Regions from separate parts of the Homo sapiens genome. Here region 2 is linked to region 1. Evidence: chromatin loops called from intact Hi-C (ENCODE). Cell type or tissue: heart right ventricle. All regions are shown on one strand.

Region 1 (2,500 bases):
GACGAGGCCCTGGAGACAGGGAATGCTAAACCCCTCAGATGCTCCTGCTAAAGCCCTGAGTAACAGTGGGTGCTCCTGAATAATCAGTATTCAACACCGTGGTCAGTTACTTAGAGCAAGGAGAAAACATTTTACAAAAGAATTACCCTATTCTTTCAGAAAACGGAAGTCCCAGGTTCTCTGCACTATATTATTCTCACCCGTTCAAGCACTTTTTTGTTCAGACATTCAAGTGAAAACATTGATTCAACCAACCAGTAGGAGGCAAAATATGTCACCCAATATACTTTTTCTCTCATGCATATAAACAAAAGAAGGATTAAAAACACCAGCACCCAAAGAAACAATGAAGACTCCGTTTGATTCTTTGATTTTTACAGCTGGATAAGCTGAGGGTCTCCCTGAGAGTCTAAGCAGTTCATAGTAGAATCCACTTCCTAGTCTTGGGTCTTACCACCAAACCCCATGACCAGAGCTAGGAAACACTATTTCCCAGTTCGCCTGAGACTGTCTTGGTTGACATTAAGTCATCCGAGTGTAGTTAATAATAGTGACTCTGTCACTCTCAAAAGTGTTCCAGGGAAGATAATTGATGACGTGATCACATCTCCTAAGGATGTGTGTTTACTGGGCTTACAGCTAAGACAGACGAAGCCAGTGGGAAGAAGTGGGAAGTATGCAGAGCATTGGCCCTTGGACTGAGCACTCACAGAAACCTGACCACAAGCCCAAATCTTGTGCTGATACGTGCTCCTCAAATTCTCAGAGACATCTGTGATCTAAAATAGGTTAACAGTCACTAGGCCGGTTTACAGCCCTACCCGCTGGGCACCCATCCCAGGAGACAATCAGCTGGGCAGCCTCCAACTCTCTCTCCTCCTCCTGCCTTCTCACTGCACCAAACTGTTCCCATGAAACCCAAACCTACCCAAATGGATTTGGCTCTTGTTGTAGTTTCTCGACTAATTCCCTAGGGCCTCTCGCTCTGGCAAGATTCTGTTAGGTTTGTCATGTTTCAGAAGTATAATGATTAAGAATCACAGAGGGCAAGGGAGTGGGAGAAGAGGAGGAAGAGCAGGTAGGGGGAGGCAGCAGGGAGAGAGATTGGGGAGGGGGACGAGGAGGAGGAGGAGGAAGAGGAGGAAGAAGAGGAGGAATGAGGAGAGAGTATTGTTAACAACAAGACCCCTGGGACAGTCAGCCATGGGAAGATTTCAGTTTAAGCAACAAAGACTATTTTGTTCCCTGAGCTCTCAACTGAGCAGCATTTGGCTCCAACAGAAGAAAGAGGTCCCTGGGGAAAGGCGGGGGCCATGTATCCAACTGCCTCCCTTGTCACCACAGGCTGTCATCTTGTCAGGAGCACATAAACCAGGCAATGCTGGTTTCAGTCCGCACCAGGGGACAGGCCACTGAGCGAAACTTGGTGTCTAGGGTGGTGCCACAGGGATCTGTCTCTTCCACCTGAATCTCTCTCTGGGAGATCCACCTTCCTGGAGATCCTGGCTTCTTTTCTGGAGACATAAAATGAAGATTCAGATCACCCAGGGGATTAAAAATCTCAAGGCAACCTGCAGGAGGTGAGAAAGGAATAAGAAGAGATGGGTATTAACTGCAGGACCCTGGAGCTCCTGGCTCCCTTCCGAGGTGAAGCACCACGATCCTCTCCTACCCTGTCTTCCTTCAAAAACGAAAAACAGTGCTCACTTGGAAGATGAGGATACAATTCCCTGTTGGAAGGGCTGCTGTGGAGATTAGGGACAATATCAACAGAGCTCTCTGTGCCGCGTCTGACACTCTGTGCTCAATAAATGGTAGCTCTCATTAGTGATATTAAAGGGGCTCTACATTTGAAGAGTAAAGAGGTTTGATTTTTTTTTTCTGGAAAGAAGTAAATGGCTTCTTAGAAAGAAGAAGCATTGCCACTGAATCACAGTAAGACTGTGTTTAAAATTCTGTGCATTTAGTCAGGTGTTTGAAGGAACAGTATGTCCCAGTCTCACTGGGAGCCCTTGCTAGCACATGCCCTGTGGAATATTAGCATGTGTGAATTTACAAAATAATCTCTATAACGGACCTTGGAAAATGGGTTCATGGTGTTTGCCTTTCACCTGCAAACCATGGCGGTGATTTAAGGAAAGGCACATGTTAATCAACCCATGTACAGGCCCTAGAGGGGAATAAACGGAGCAGCGTGTCTGGTCAATGTGAAGAGGGAGATTCTCCCTACAGAAACTCAGAGGCCAAAGGAGTGGGAGGAGAAGAGAAACCGGAGGAGGAGTGGATAGAGGGAGGCAGGTGACAATCTGCCTGCCTTAAACGTGAGAAGTCCAGAGCAGGTGAGGTAGGTGACCTCAGTTAGAAATCAGGGGAAGGCACCAGACATTTCCCCTCCCACCTTCCCACTCAGCAGTTTTGAGGCCAAGTGCATCCACACCCCAAAACTGAGAGCTGACACTGAGCACCACCTTTCTGAAACCTCCCTTTGCTTTGGCTAGCA
Region 2 (2,500 bases), 230 kb after region 1:
AGGGATTTCCACAAATAAACTTACCAAAATAACCTTTGTCTCCCACAAGTTTTCCCCCAATATATCTATCTCTTAGTTACTTCCCCACAATTTACTGCCTCCAGCCCAAAACTCTTTTTCTTGTCATGTCTTCACAAATTTGTCATTTCTTTGTATAAAAGTGATACAAGGTCAGGCGTGGTGGCTCATGCCTGTAATCCCAGCACTTTGGGAGGCCAAGGTGGGTGGATCACCTGAGGTTATGAATTCAAGACCAGCCTGGCCAACATGGTGAAACCCTGTCTCTACTAAAAACACAAAAATTAGCCGGACATGGCGGTGTACGCTTGTAATCCCAGCGACTCGGGAGGCTGAGGCAGGAGAATCGCTTGAACCCGGGAGGTAGAAGTTGCAGTGAGCCGAGATTGGGCCACTACACTCCAGCCTGGATGACAGAACGAGACTTTGTCTCAAAAAAACAAAACAGAACAACAAAAAAAGGTGATACAAGCTGTCTGCTCTGGTCGCTTCTTTGGGTCTTCATTTCCTTGTGAAGACTCCCATGTACACCTAAATTCTTAATAAGACTTGCATGCATTTCTCCTGTTAATCTATCTTATGTCAGTTTGATTCTCAGGCCCAGCGGCAGACTCTGAGAGGGCAAAGGAGAATTTTTCCTTCCCTGCACCCCATCCTAGGCTGTGAGCTCCCGGTGGGGTCCCCTATGCCTATGCAGGAGGTCTCAATAAAATCTGTGAAAGTGTGGATGGAAAGGAAGTGACAGGATCTGGATCTTAGTGAGCAGGTGATGTGGGAACCCTAAACCATGGCCCACAAGAGAGGGCTGAAGCGACAGACAAATTCTAGCCAGAAGAGAAGCCTCAGGGTGGTGTGGAGGTCTCCAAACACTGAAGAGCTGCCATGAGGATGATAGATTAGCAGTGTGCTGTGTGGTCTCAGCGGGTAGGAAAGAGCCAGGATTGATGAGTCAAAGTTCCAGGGAGACAGATTCAGCTCAAGGGCTAGAAGAGTTTTCACACAGTCATGGAAAATGCATTGTTCTGGGCAGCAGTGGGTCCCCCATCCTTGGACACGCACGGTCAGAGGCACACTGTCACTGCACGAGGCTATCTTAGCAGACTTGAACCATGGATGAGCATTTATACTAAAGGGACATTAAGGTCCCTCCTGCCCCAACTGAACTCTTCTGGCTGTAACACTCAGGAGGCACTCATCCACCTGCACATGGATCCCTCAAGCTCTCTCTCTGTGCACGACACAGACTGTGCCTCCCCGGTTCCATGGGAAACTCATTCCTTCCTGCATGCGCTTCAGCTTCACCCCACGAAGTCTTTCTGACCCTAATTTTGGTCACTTCTTTACATGTCTCCCTATCACCCACTGCTCTGCCTCAAGAGCACATATCACAAGTCAAACCAGGATATTTACTTTTCTTTTAATGACATCATCAAGCCCCCAAGGGCAGAGAAGGCTGAGAGCACCCTCTTTCCTGGAGCATGCCTGGCATCGCACACAAAGCCTGACAGTTCACACTCAGTCTATGAATGGCAACTGTGCCTTCCGTCTGCCTCACCCAAGCATTCTTTCCGTGGGTATTTTTCAGAGAATTATTTGTATAACTTTTAACGCCTTGTTCACTCTATCCTGGACACATGAGTTTGTCCTCATTTCTCTTAAGTGCCTCAGACCAGCCCTACTCAACGTGTGGTCAGCAAACACTGGCTACTGTTTGCAGTGAGATGAGTGCAGTCATCGAGAGTGAGCGACAGCAACCTGAGGACTTAGGGCTGTTGACTCTTGTAACAACAAAAAATGGACTTGGATTTGGTATCTTTTCCCTCCTATTCATTTGTATTGTATGTTACAAATGTACCTATCTTTGACTTACGGGGCGGGGCGGGGAACTGGTCTGTCACCATAAATAGTTTGAGCAGCACTGCCTCAGGCAATATTACTTTACTAAATAGTAAGAACAACAAGTCCTCTCATACTAATTAATAGATATGGGCAGTCATACGTAGAAAGCTGAAACTGAATCCCTTCCTTACACCTTATATAAAAATTAATTCAAGATGGATTAAAGATTTAAATATTAGACCTAAAACCATAAAAACCCTAGAAGAAAACCTAGGCAATACCATTCAGGACATAGGCATGGGCAAAGACTTCATGACTAAAACACCAAAAGCAATGGCAACAAAAGCCAAAATAGACAAATGGGATCTAATTAAACTAAAGAGTTTCTGCACGGCAAAAAAAAAAAAACTACCATTAGAGTGAACAGGCAACCTACAGAATGGGAGAAAATTTTTGCAATCTACCCATCTGACAAAGGGCTAATATCCAGAATCTACAAAGAACTTAAACAAATTTACAAGAAAAAAACAACCCCATCAAAAAGTGGGCAAAGGATATGAACAGACACTTCTCAAAAGAAGACATTTATGCAGCCAACAGACACATGAAAAAATGCTCATCATCACTGGCCATCAGAGAAATG

What was found. A loop is a pair of places that touch in the nucleus more often than their neighbours do. Peaks named below come from ENCODE experiments on the same cell type or tissue, not always from the same donor. Only the 100,000 strongest peaks of a DNase experiment are listed, where the experiment ranks them.
Region 2: a loop joins it to region 1, with 3 times the contacts of the local background. A loop is called at or near these places in 4 of 110 quality-filtered maps.

The regions. Positions count from the first base shown.
Region 1 is chr9:81,372,211-81,374,710 of GRCh38, forward strand. No RefSeq gene overlaps it. Among named protein-coding and RNA genes, the nearest start is that of TLE1, 320 kb to the right of the region's middle. In heart right ventricle, no CTCF peak of the experiment used is centred here; DNase peaks (open chromatin) are centred at 786 and 1,307; H3K27ac peaks cover 1,825 bases.
Region 2 is chr9:81,603,551-81,606,050 of GRCh38, forward strand. The region is part of intron 14 of TLE1 (TLE family member 1, transcriptional corepressor); the gene reads right to left. Among named protein-coding and RNA genes, the nearest start is that of TLE1, 85 kb to the right of the region's middle. In heart right ventricle, no CTCF peak of the experiment used is centred here; no DNase peak of the experiment used is centred here.